Regions from separate parts of the Mus musculus genome. Here all the other regions are linked to region 1. The links are chromatin contacts, found by Hi-C or POLR2A ChIA-PET in ENCODE. All regions are on one chromosome and are shown on one strand. The core of a region is the stretch at or near the end of the contact, and the rest is flanking DNA. Distances in the headings are between cores, read along the strand shown.

Evidence for each region. A loop is a pair of places that touch in the nucleus more often than their neighbours do. ChIA-PET counts read pairs that join two places held with the same protein, here RNA polymerase II (POLR2A).
Region 2: a map of T-helper 2 cell shows a loop between it and region 1 (2.5-fold over the local background). The contact joins the promoter of Txndc5 here to the promoter of Snrnp48 in region 1. A Hi-C loop is called at or near these places in 1 of 37 maps with a recorded cell type or tissue (T-helper 2 cell). POLR2A ChIA-PET finds 5 or more read pairs at or near these places in 1 of 5 experiments (Patski).
Region 3: a loop to region 1 is called in a map of T-helper 2 cell, with 3 times the contacts of the local background. The contact joins the promoter of Eef1e1 here to the promoter of Snrnp48 in region 1. A Hi-C loop is called at or near these places in 3 of 37 maps with a recorded cell type or tissue (T-helper 17 cell and T-helper 2 cell). POLR2A ChIA-PET finds 5 or more read pairs at or near these places in 1 of 5 experiments (embryonic stem cell).

The regions. Positions count from the first base shown.
Region 1 is chr13:38,203,532-38,208,091 of GRCm38, forward strand. It overlaps Snrnp48 (small nuclear ribonucleoprotein 48 (U11/U12)), which reads left to right and starts at 1,408. Exons shown (of 9, transcript NM_026382.2): 1 at 1,408-1,597. The coding sequence starts at 1,442.
Region 2 is chr13:38,526,244-38,530,941 of GRCm38, forward strand. It overlaps Txndc5 (thioredoxin domain containing 5), which reads right to left and starts at 2,241. Exons shown (of 10, transcript NM_145367.4): 1 at 1,945-2,241. The coding sequence starts at 2,165. Gm31834 (a long non-coding RNA gene) reads left to right here and starts at 1,660. Exons shown (of 2, transcript XR_382215.4): 1 at 1,660-3,719; 2 at 4,064-4,698.
Region 3 is chr13:38,657,443-38,661,568 of GRCm38, forward strand. Eef1e1 (eukaryotic translation elongation factor 1 epsilon 1) reads right to left here and starts at 1,586. Exons shown (of 4, transcript NM_025380.2): 1 at 1,465-1,586. The coding sequence starts at 1,551.

The DNA of each region.
Region 1 (4,560 bases), core at 158-2,657:
ATTGAATTGAGCTTATCTATATCAAATTCCCCTTTTAGAAAAATGACTGCATAGCTAACTGCTACTCTGGCAACAGGCATCCATGTGGTACACAGACATATATGCAAAATATCATAAAATGCACTTTTTACATGAAAAATATTCAAGACAGCATGTTACTACCTGAGAGTTACAGTATTCTATGTTGTTAACAGGATGCTTTACAAACTGTTAAACTGTCACTGAACTAACATTTAGTCTCAGTGAATACAGTGTGGCCAATGACCACCTAGTGATTTCGAATTCAGGACCACCACTCTCAGGAGGAGAAGCCAAATGTAACTCAGACAGGAATTTGGTCTCTTAGATACCCCAGCACAGTCTCTCTCTCTCTCTCTCTCTCTCACACACACACACACAACAGGGTTTCTCTGTATATCCCTGGCTGTCCTGGAACTCACTTTAGACCAGGCTGGCCTCGAACTCAGAAATCTGCCTCCCAAGTGTCTGCCTTCCAAGTGCTGGCCAAGAGCCTGGCTCTCTCTCTTCCTTCCTTCCTTTCTTTCAAAGATTTATTTATTTATTATATGTAAGTACACTGTAGCTGTCTTCAGACACACCAGAAGAGGGCATCAGATCTCATTACGGGTGGTTGTGAGCCACCATGTGGTTGCTGGGATTTGAACTTCGGACCTTCGGAAGAGCAGTCGGGTGCTCTTACCCACTGAGCCATCTCACCAGCCCTCTTCCTTTCTTTCTTAAAGATATATCTATCTATCTATTTATCTAATGTATAGGAGTACACTGTAGCTGTCTTCAGACACACCAGAAGAGGGTATCAGATCCCATTTTAGATGGTTGTGAGCCACCTTGTGGTTCCTGGGAACTGAACTCAGGACACCTCTGGAAGAGCAGTCAATGCTCTTAACCAGTCCTGTTCTAAATTAAGAAATAATAACCAATTATAGCCAATTGGTTAAAACATAATAAATTGCTTTAAAAAGAATTTGAAGAGCCGTTTCAGGAATTTTCTGTTTGATCATGCATTGTGATTATGTAGGAAAATGTTCTGAGGATGTGCATAATAGCATTTGGGATAAAGAATCTAGAAGTAATTGTAAGAGGGAAAACGCTAATGAGCTGGAGAAAGGCTACACTGACACTTTCTGTGTTGTTCTTTAAACTTTCCTGCCGATATAAATAATTTCTCCTAAAAACATCGAAGGAGCAGCGGAATGATGCTCAAAGCTGGGACGCAAGTTCTAACCTGCTACGCAAACTAAACCCAGAAGAGCGTGGAAACACCTTTCAAAACTACCGCTTCCGCCCTGCCCGTCGGCTCTTCCCGATAGGCTGGCGCCATCCCGGGGCCCCGCCCACGGCTCCCAGAAGCCCGTGCGCGCCCAGAAGCTCGTGCGCGCCCAGCAGTTCCGCCTCTTCCTGCCTGAGGTGAGCTGCCATCATGGAGACCGAACCTCCTCCTCTGGAAGAGCGGCGTCGGCTCCAGGAGGAGCTGAGCGAGTTTGTGGAGAGCTGCTGCCGGACGCTGGAGGAGGTGACGGCGTCCCTGGGATGGAGCCTGGATCAGCTGGACCCCGGGGACGAGGCGGAGGCCGAGGTGAGGGGCGAGGTTGCCCGGCCTTTCCCGGGCCGCTGACTTCTCGCCGTGGGAAAGGCGCCCGGGGAGCCCACTTCTCTCCATCCCGGTGCGATGCAGGGGAGGACAGGGCTCGTCCGGTGCATATCCCGGGGGCGCTGCTGCTGAGGTTGGCGATTTGCTTCGTCATGATATAAGGATTCTGCATTGCGTTAGATTCAGTGTTCACTTTTCTCTATCTTAAACCCGGACGCTTCCCACTCGGACAGGACCGATTGTGGGACGATTAAAGGGCGCCACCAAGGAATGGTAGCTAGTAGCGGACCCCTAAGGAGTGTATTAGAGTGAATTATCCTGACTTATTTAATAGGTGCAGGATAGAGGGAATTTGCGTTGCGCGGTGATTTCTTATACCCTCTTCATTTACTATGATGCAGTAACAAGGTTTAAGTCATATGTCGATGGAAATATTTAAGATATATGCAATTTACGTACAAGCTAATCACCATTGTCTTAAAATTGAAGTGGAAATTGGAAAGAAAAAAAACCCTTCATTGTACCTTTACAAGTATATTTGGAGTTGTGAATTAACCAATATAGTTCATGGCTTAAAGCCTAGTAACGATGCTGTAAAAATGGATTTGGGGGACAACTGAAAAAGTTTGAGGTATGAATTGATAATTTTATGAAATTTCCAGACCATTGAGAATGGAGGGCCCCACCACTCCTTCATTTATTATCGAGATATTAGACAACATCGTGATATTAACACTTAACACGTTCTAAATGGCACTGCGTTACTTCATTTAAAATTCGTATCCCAAGGAGGCTAGAATAATTGGCAGCATTTTACAAATGAAGAAACAAAAACATCCCAGTGGGATTGGCAACTGGGACTTGCAGGCCTTCTGATTTCTGAGGTGTATTTTGCTTAACCGCTATATGAAAGTCCATTGTAAAACTCCCAGATTATCCAGTAAACCGTGAAGTACATGATTATCTGATACTCACTGTTGTAACTGGCTTAAAAAATCTGGTAAATGACATTGATAGTTTTGAGACTAGTCCAGATAATTAATCAATTTCCATGTTTCATGTGCACTTGTAGAGTTTGTCATGGTAACAGTGGGGGGAGGGGTAAAGAAATGACAGCTGTTATTGTGTGGCAAAGTCTGTAATGGGGGGAGTTGAAATTTTTGTAGTACTGGTTATTATAGACTATGATGGGTCAGAAAAAGCATCTAGAAAAGTATATTCTTTAAAATCTGCGTGGGGCTAGGCTAGAGAGATGGCTCAGCGGTTAAGAGTGCTGGTTCCTCTTCCAGAGGTCCTGAGTTCAATCCCAGCAACCACATGATGGCTCATCAAACCCTATGGGATTTGATGCCCTCTTCTGGTGTGCAGGTATACAGGAAGAACACTCATATACATAAAATACCTAAATGAATAAGCCTTTAAAAAACTTATGGGGGCTGGTGAGATGGCTCAGTGGGTAATAGTACCCGACTGCTCTTCCGAAGGTCCAGAGTTCAAATCCCAGCAACCACATACATGGTGGCTCACAACCATCCGTAACAAGATCTGACGCCCTCTTCTGGAGTGTCTGAAGACAGCTACAATGTACTTACATATAATGAATAAACAAATCTTAAAAAAAAAAAACAAACTTATGGATATGTGTGGGGGTATGGCCTGGGTAATGGGTCCTCAACTTTTACCTTGTTTCGGGTCTCTTGTTGTCTTGATATTGCCATCATCATTCTAGCTGGCCTGTGAGCTTCTGGCTATTTTCCCTTCTATCTTCTATCTCTGTGGGAACAATGAAATTGCAGGTGCATATTAACCATACCCATTTTTTGCATGGGTTCTAAGGATTTGAACTCCAGTCCTTTTGCTTCTTTTACTGAGACATCTCCCCAGCCCTGACCAAAATAACAACAACAACAACAACAACAACTGAGTAGAATTAGTTAGGTCAAGCACAGAGAAAGCATCAGCAGACCTAGAAGTCCTGGCTTAGATGATAAGATTAGAGAGCCTCAAGTGCTTAAGGATGGTTAGAACATGAGGAGGAGAATTGCTTGTAGCCCCGCCTTTGCTCCATGATCTAAATGGGAAGTACAATGGTAGCAGGTAGGGGCTGTATAGGTTATAAGGAGCCTTATAAAGGCCCTTGTCAGGCACATTGGAGAATCTTGTTTTCTGTTTGTTTGCCTTTTTATGAAAAAACAATGGCAACAGGGGAGGCATAGACAGACTTTAAGTCAGGGAATATCCAAATTAAATTTGTGTTTTAATAAAATACCCACTAATATGTATTTAGTGCAGAGTACCAAGCCCTACTTCAAATGGTTTCTGTGTATAAACCCAGATATTTATATTTATTTAATCTTCATGATATCTTTGTGAGATAAGGGTCCATTGCTTCTTTTTTTAGAAAAAGAAAGTAGCTCAAGGAGAAGTTAGTTATATTACCTCTTATAGTTAGTAAATGGGAGAGCTGGGGTTTCCAAAATGGCTACATGGTGGAGAGTGTAGTAGAATGTAGTAGAGAGCAGCCATCCTGGAAGCAGAGATGGGGAGCAGTAAGATAGCTGTTGTAATCCAGAGAAGGAACAGTGACGTTCTGAATTGGTCAAGTGGCACTGGGGCTAGAGAGAACTCTGGGATTTCAAAGACCCTTAGGAGTTAAAATGTCAGGACTAGGTGGCTGCTTGGGTGTGGGTGGTTAGGGAAGAGGCAGGTTTTTCTTGAGCAGGTGACACCTTTCACTGAAACGGGAGAAGGCAAGTTTGAGTGCTAGGAGGCTTTTGTGGTGTTGTGATTAAAACACCCAGCCACAGCAAGGTAAGAAAGGAAGGTGTGATGATCAGTTTGACACAATGCAGAGTCACCTGGGAAGGGAGTCTCAGTAAGGCATTGTCTAGGTTGGCCTGTGGGGTCCTCCCCACCCCCAGAAGGGCTTTATTCACTGGGTTAACTAA
Region 2 (4,698 bases), core at 991-3,490, 320 kb after region 1:
CAGAGACTGCCGGCTGTATTCAGATGTGGCCTGGAGCCAAGTGACAGAGCAAAGGCACCTAACCTTACCTTTGACCTAACTGTCCCTAGGTTCAGTGTGACCAGATGCTGGCACCAGATCAACAGCAGGAGGACAATCCTGCACCCACAAAGCTTAGAACAAATACAGAGACAGGTCAGTGCCATCACTACACAGTGTCCTTGCCCCAGCATCACACATGGACAGTGAACATTCCAGGCACTCACGGTGAGAAAGAAGTGGGGAGAGGACCCAGCGTAGTCTACCTTGAGTACCATGTTGTTCTTAAAATTTTGAAATCTTAGCACTCTGTAGGCTGAGACCAACAAAGTCATGAGTTCAAGGTCAGCTTGGCTACACAGAGAGATCCTGCCTCAACTTCCCCTTAAAACATCAAAAACCCAGCCTTCAAAGGCCATGGGTGGGCTCCTACATCTCTCTAATATTTTTATCAGAATAGCAAGAAGCAAACAATTGAAGGCTTATCCTAGAGAGCAGCCTCGACCTAAACGTCTGTAAGCCATAGAGTTAAAAAAAAAAAAAAGAATCTGTGGTGTATACCCCAACTGGCCAAGACTAGCTGGTTATTCATTGCATATATTCTAAACTTAAAACTCCATCAGCACTCCAGAGAACCTAACCCTGCCTGCATGTCAACTTTTCTCATAAAACTAAAAACCCTTAGATTTATTCCACCGAAATCAACTCCAATTAAGTCCTGTGGTGTACTTAACTGGAATCACTACTTTGAGACGACTTGTGCACAGAGTAACTATTAACGCGACTGACTGTGGCAGACTCCCAGTCTTTTTCTTTCAATGGTAGTTCTACAGACTCAAGTGGCTGTTCTTGGGAATGTAAAACAGTGTATCCCATTCCTGCATTCTTAACTGATAATGGCTGTGAGCCAAAATGATCCCCTCCCCCACAAAGTTAATTTAACACTAAACGAATTGAAATGCAGTAATAGCCCGCTCTAGGGTTATGGGCAAAGTTTCTCCCACTTTAGAAAAATACAATCACTGACTACATTGGATTCCACAGGCACATTTTTCTTAACTGCTTAACCCCCTGTCCTTAATGAGTCCCTACTGAGCTAGAGGAAGAGTACTTTGCTCAGCAATAAACACAGCCAGAACATCCCACATCTCAAGAGCCTGTGCTCTAAATACCGCTTTCTGCTGTGGACCGGAGAACTTCTTTCTCTGAGCATCTAGGCCCCAGTAGCAAAGCACTGCTATGTCTAGACTAATTCTTGGGGTAGTGAGGTGCACCAGGAAGCCCCAACCGAAGAATGGAAGCCTGAAGTTATGACTTTTAGGAAGAACAGTTCGACCTCACACTTTCCAAATGACCGGGCCCCAAATGAGAACAGGAGGTGAAAGAGTTAAAGGCCTTGAGAATACAGCTCACATCCACTCCAGCGTGCAGCGGAGACTCCAAAACTGGCACCTCGCTGGACTCCAGGGGCCGGGGAAGTCTCAGTTCCCGACCTAGGCTATCTTTTCCTACCCTCGACACACAAAGTGGGCAATCACATCTTGAGGGGGCCTTAGATTTCCAATCCAACCCAATATTGATGGGCCAGCAGGAAGAACCCTTCAGGATAGGGCACGTGGACGCCGGGCTCCCGCCGCGTCCGGCCAGCACAGGAAGTTTGGGGAGCTGGGCAGGGGACAGAAGCGGGGGATGCCTGGACTCCAGCAGTGTGGCGGGGTGGAGAGGCTTTTCCGGGTCTCCCCTCGGGGCCCGCCCTTCCTAGCTCGCAGGCCGGCGGCTAGCGCCACGTCAGCGGCGAGGCCCGAGCGCGGCCCACGCCCCCGGCGCAGCCTGCGCGGCCTCGCGCCCTCTCCCCGGTCCCCGGCTCCAGGTCCCTGGTCCCCGGTCCCAGATCGGGCTCCGCCGGCCTGCTGGAGCTGCAGTTACCAGGGCGCGAAGAACATGACGAAGTGCGCGGCGCTCTGGATCCCGTGCGTGAACATGTCGGCCGTATACAGGTGCTTGGCGTGCGGGTCCTGCTCGACCCCGCTGTCCGCTTCCACCTCCTGGGCCCGGGCGCCTTTGCGCGCCCCGAGCAGCAGCAGGAGCGTGGCCAGGGCCGGCAGCCCGGCCAGCGGCTGGAGGAGGCGTCCTGGGCGCGGGGGCATCGTGGCGGGGCTGGCGAGCTCTCGCTCGTGCCGCGGGTCCCCTCCGCGGCGCCGCTCCCGCCCCGGCTCCTCCCACGACCGCAGAGCCACGCCTCAATCACGCCCCCGCTCGCAGAGCCACGCCCCCTGTCCCGCCGGCTCACCTAGCAACTTGCTGTCTTCTGCTGAAAGCCACCAGGAAGAGGTCGCTTAGGTCCTGGGGTCCTTGTGCAGCACCTCCAGCGCTATCTCAGTCCGGTTCCCTTCCATCCCGCTGAGCTCATTCTCCTTCCCAAGCTCCTCATCAGCCTTTCCCTGCTAGGGACGAAGAGGCCAAGCTGCCAAGCTATGGAACAGTGGCAGCTTCTGTTGATAACTAATCAGACACCAAGAGACCCGAGAGTTTAGGACCAAGCTGAGCTGCTGTCAGCAGAAAGGAGGAAATCAGGCAAACGTGTGTGGGGTTTGCTCTTGCATAAGTCAGATTCTTAGCCAAAGCTCAACTGTGATTTGAGGGCCTGGCCTCAGGGGGTGTGATGAAACCACTTCCCAAGAGCACCTCCTCTGTTATCCTGCCCTGCCTTCACTTTGAAAAGGAAAGGCAGTCAAAGTGGCCCTTCCTTCAGGCCCTGGCTAGTGCCCTGTGTGCCCTAACTCACCCTGGATAGGAAAATGAATGGCAACAGCTGTTCTGGGTGAGAGCTAACGCCTGGGCTGGGGCGCATGGACCCACGCCAACTCTTGAACTTTAAGTCGGGTGGCAATCTAAGCTCCCTGCCCTGCCTTGAAAACCTGGAGCTAAGTTAGGGAGAACGAAACAACCACTAGACACTTGAGAGAGGTCCTAGAGCTATGCTCTGTACCGATGAAAAGGAAGCTGGCATCATAAGACATATATATGGTGATCTTTTATTGGGAAAAAGCAACGGGCATAGTAAGAAGAGTACATGGCCATCTTGTATTGGACTTCTGAGCAACACTTCTGAAAATCACCTGATCTTTATTAGCCTCAGCCTCCCTAAACCAAAAGCCTGGGTTAGCAACAGTTGGGGGTGGTGGTAAAGGGAGGGGCAGGGAAACTCACATCATCTGTAACTATTCTCATGTTAGGTTCGTCCACCTGTAAATGTTTAACCATGGTTTTCCAAACACCAAACTGCAGCATCTCTTGCTTGCCCCCTCTCTCCCTTTGTGCCCTCACATTCTGAGTAAGCACAGTTCAGCCAAACGCTTCTTCCGGCTTTCCTAACCTGAACAGACCTAAACTTGCCCATCGCAGGAGAAGTTCTATGAGCATCCTTTGCCCACGTGATTTTGACTATGGCAATTTGTTGCTCCAACTTGAACCAGCACACCAACTCTGCCCAGTAGCCTTGGCATACAGACTAAAATAGAAATCCCTGATGCTGTCCTTGAAGGCCTCCTGTGATGTGCTCTGCCATGCCTCGTGTCCTGTGAGGCTTGCTGGTGACCAGAAATCCAAGAACTCTTGCCATGTCATCTGTACTGTCAAGGTCAAAGCTTTATGCTCCTCAATACTTCTCTCACTTCATTGCTAAGACATCGCAACAGAAGGTACTATGTTTATAATATCAACTCCTTTTTCACCTGCCCAAAGCTGTGTGGTTCCAGATCCCTTTGGGGGTCAAATATCAGCTATTAACATTATGACTTGTAACAGTAGCAAAATCCTAGATTTGAAGTAGCAATGAATAGTTTTATGGTTGGGGTCACCACAACATGAGGCCCTGCATTAGAGCGTCACAGCATGAGGAAGGTTGAGAACCACTAGCACAGACCATAGCTCTTGGAGCCCTCTCGAACGCTGGCTGTTGGTTGATGTTTCACTCTTGCGTCTCGTGCAGTTGAGACGAAAGGCAGATAGCACCCTTTACCAATGTGTTCCCTTCTATCCACAGACCTTCAGCTCCCGACATATTGGATCTACTGAGCATCCCACCATCATCTGCCCTTGCAGTTTTTGCCATCCTCCCAGGACACTCTCCTATTTCACTGAAGACTGTGGTGCCTTCCAGATGACAGAATTCCCAACAACCCTTTCCTGTCATCATTCCTGGTGACTTTGGTGATTTTGACATTTCCATCAGGAACCCCTTTATACAAGGGAATCTAGAATGTTTACTGTTTCTAATATCTGGATAAAGGTGCTAGGGTTTGGGTCTTGAATGTAAACCTCTGTGGGTCCATGTGTTGGAGACCTATCTCCAGAGTGGTGCTAGTGGAAGGGGGTAGAATTTTTAGATGCAGGGTGGGAGGTTTTAAGATCATTGAAGGTGTGTCTTCAGAGGCGATCTCAGGAGCCCTACCACTCATTCCCTGCCTCCTAAGGTGAGGAGCTGTATTCCCACCCTGGGGAGCTGTCTAAAGCACTGAGGTGGCTATGAACACTGCCCAGAACCTCCAAGCCTGACAGTCAAATACTTTTCTTCTTTGTGTCTCAGGTATTAACTGCAGTGGCCAATTGTTGTGGAGGCTCTCTGTTACTGGTATGGTTACTGTTTCTGTCAATGTGACTCTGACCAGGAATACTCTA
Region 3 (4,126 bases), core at 336-2,835, 450 kb after region 1:
TTGGTGGTGGTGGTGGTGGTGAGGGGGCAGGTTCTGAGTCCTTAGCCCAGGCTGGCCGAGAACTCTTGGTGATCCACCTTTCTCAGCTCCCCAAGTCCTGATGTGAGCTACTTCTAGCGGGTGGATAAGTAGTAGTTTCCTCATGTACTGATGTACCATAATCTAATGGACCTTGCTCCTACAGTTGGATCCTTAGACTGTTCCTTGTCATTATTATTGGGAATCTCGCTGAGCACATCGTAACTGCTGGTGTACTGTGGTTAGTTTTCAACTAAGGAAACACGGTGATTTCATCTCTAGTCTTTGGTCTGTACTCACAGAAAACCAGAAACTTTCAACTGGGACTCACTGTGAAACGTTTCCATTACACAAGGCACTAAAACCCAACTCTGAACTTCAAACTGAACTTGGTCTAAGACTGAACTTGGGTTTATTCTGTATTGCACTACTCTGTTTTGGGTGGCTTACTGGACCCAAACTTACATAGTAATTCACTGGTTTTCTACATCCTTCCAAGTCTAATCTCTTGAACACCAGCTTCTCACTGAAGCTTAAATCCCACCTCCTCTGTGGCACTGTGCCACTGTCCTCAATGTATTCCTCCCCTGTCGCTTGTCCTATTGGGCCCTTAATTGCTGGTGACTGTCCCTCATGCCTTGAAAGCAAGACTGTCTCTCATGTCTCGGCAAAGCCAAAAAAGAGGGTGTGCAAAGGAAACTGGGCTGAGGACAGAGCACATCACCTCTGGGGAGGATGGCCTTCGCAGCCTACGGCAGGCAAGTCATTTAACCTTTCCAGGTGCCACATTAAGTTACTGTGAACCCCACAATACCGCTACGATTTAGACATTAAAGGAAAAAACAAAACAAAACAAAACCTTTGGGCCCAAACAGGAACAAGCCATCTAGATCTGGAATCCCGTTCAAGGCACACTCTATGGTTTCCCACTACCATTCTTCCTCTAGTACCATCTTTCTACGGCAAATGATGAGTTACAAAGGACTCACTTTCTACACCCTAAGAAATCAGGATTCTTCTATCTCACCAAGCATTCCACTGCCCCACACCCGGAATCTTCCTCAATTCTCTGCACAATGCACATCCAAGCGGGTGTGTCGCCAGAATGAGCAGGGTCCTATTCCGTGTTCCCTCCGCCAGGCGGCTTCCAGGAATCTGTACCGCTCGCCCGGCCAGCCGCTGGAAAGGCGGTCGCTGAATGAAAGGACCAGGCACGGCTAACGGCCGCCTACAGGGATCTGAACCCCTGACTCTGCCCAGGCCTCCGCGAACTGGCTTTCTGCTCCCCGAGGGGAGGACGGTGACATTTGCCTGGAGGTCCAGACCGAGCCACGCGGCCCGCCCCGCACGCACGTGGGGAGCGGAGTCCATTCCGATGCCCCGGCCGGGTCGCGTAGGCTCCGGGTCACCCCGCCGCCCTGCTGCTTTCCTACCGCTGCGCCTCACCTGCCGCTCGCCCTGAGCACTGTACTTATTCCCCGGCTTCAGTCCCAGACTCTTCTCCAGCAGCCTCAACTCCGCGGCCGCCGCCATCTTCTGGCCCAGCTCCTAGGGAGGCGGGGCCTGCACAGCTAGGACCTTGATTGAGCAGGAAGTCCGGCCCCACAGATGTCTCCCACGATTGGCTGGGAGGACGGCAAGCGCGCCTGCGCGAAAGGGGCGGAGTCAGCTCAAGGCAGGGGGCGGTTCGTAATTAAGGGCGGGGCCAACCACATTCGGAGTCCGGTGGATTGCTCACAGTAGGCAGAGGAGAGCACGGAGTGTAGACAGTTTCACAGAAGAATGTATCCGAATCTTAGTTTTGTTTTCTGAGACAGGGTTTCTCTGTATAGCCCTGACTAACCTGGAACTCACTCTGTAGACCAGGCTAGCCTCGAACTCAGAAATTCGCCTGCCTCTGCCTCCCAAATGCTGGGATTAAAGGCATGCACCACCACTGCCTGGCTGAATGTATCCGAATCTTAAAGATTGAATCATTCATTACAATGCTTATAAAACTATTGTAGATCAGAAGAATAATTTAGATTATTTGTTTTATAAATATAAAGCATTGATTCCCAAACTCGTCAAATAGTTCTCCAAATAAGAAAATTATAGAACAATCTTAAATTAAAATAAGGATAAGGGCCAGTGACCTAGCAAGGGAACTTGAGATCTGTGGTTGTTTGAACGAAAATAAGCCCCCAACCGGGCGTGGTGGTGCACGCCTTTAATCCCAGCACTCGGGAGGCAGAGGCAGGGGCAGGCAGATTTCTGAGTTCGAGGCCAGCCTGGTCTACAAAGTGAGTTCCAGGACAGCCAGGGATACACAGAGAATCCCTGTCTCGAACCCCTCCTCTCCCCCCCCCCCAAAAGAAAGAAAATGAGCCTCCATATGCTCACCGGGAGTGTCACTATTGGCGTGACCTCGTTGGAGTAGGTGTGGCCTTGTTAGAGAAAATGTGGCAGTGGGGGTGGGCTTTGAGGTTTCAGATCCTAGTGGCATTCTTTTTTTTTTTTTTTCCTTGCCTCCTGCTGATCCAGATATAAAACTCTTGGCTCCTTCAGCATCATGTCTGCCTGCCTGGGGCCATGAGACTCACTGTAATGATAATGGACTAAATTTCTGAACCCGTAAGGCAGCCCTAACTAAATGTTTTTCTTTATAAAAGTTAATAGTAACTCATGGTGTCTCTTTACAACAATAGAAACTCTAACTGAGACAAGTTGAATCCTTATGTGGTGGTTTGAATAAAAATGGTGATTATAGGCAAATGAACAGTGACCAAGACAGAAGCTGGTACCAGGAACCAAGATGTTGCTGTGACAGGCTTGATTATTCTGTTTGTTGGGGTGTAGTCTCCCCTCCCCCAGCCTGAAACCTGCTTGTTCAGGGGTGGAGCTTCCTGCTCATTCGTTCTGCCACGCCCACTGCTAGAACCTGCGGAGGTGCACCTTTCTACTGGACCAGAGATTATTCGTCGGGAGTTGGGTCCCCTCCCCCTTCCTTTATAACTAGTGTCGCAACAATAAAATTTGAGCTTTGATCAGAATGAATTTGTCTTAGCTCCGTTTCTTCTTTCGCCCCGTCTAGATTCCTCTCTTACAGCTCGAGTGGCCTTCTCAGTCGAACCGTTCATGTTGCGAGCTGCTGGCGGCCGCAACATTGGGGGAATATGGAAGACTTTGGGACTTGGACTAGAAAAGTCTTTGGATGCTATAAGTGAAACTTAATGGACCTTCCTAGTAGGGGCATGGAAAACAATGCTGAGGGTGATTTGAACTATGGGGCCCAGATCAAGAAATTTCAGAGGGGAGGAATTTTAGTGAGTGGCCAAGAAACCATTCTTATGATATTTTAGCAAAGAATGTAGTAGCTCCCTTGTGCCCTTGTCCTAAAATTAAAAAAACAAACAAACAAACAAACAAAAAAACCAACCTAAATTGAAGACTTTGGATTAATACTGTTGGCAGAGATTTCAAGGTAGCCCAGGATTGACTGTGTCATGCAGTTGTTGGTGGTCACACTTAGCCAGATCTATAATGAAAAGGAGCAAGGAAAAAAAAATACAAAAGATACTGTTTGAGGAGAAAGAGAGCACCGGGATGTTGGAGCCAAGTCTGGCGCTCAAAGAGATACAAAGTTTAAAGGAAAGCCTGAAGCTACATGGAGTAAAGGGAGTGGTGACTTCAGGACAAGATCCTCACGCAGCTAAGCTTCCAACTTGTGAAAAAATTAAAGAAAAGCTTAAACAGTGATGGAAACCATAAAAAAACCAAAGTTGATGCACACGTGTTTGAGTGAGGGGAGCAAGTTCCAACCTAGCAAGGTGCAGAACCTGGCAGCTTCACTATGTGGTCCTAGCTTTAGAGTCAAGGATACAAGGAAGGGACTGAGGACTCTCCCTCCTTGGTTAAGGAAAGTTGCTGAGGCTGGGCATGTGTCAGGGGTGTCCCTGCATGGAGGTCCAGAGAAGCCATTGTGAGAAGCTCTGAAGGTGAAGCCTGAATTGTGTAGACCGCAGGATGGTGGAGATGCCAAAGTCTTGGGATACCTGGCTAGGAAACTTGCAGATAAGGTGTGGAAATGGCCCAAGATGGAGAAATATGCTGCATTCAACAAATCCGG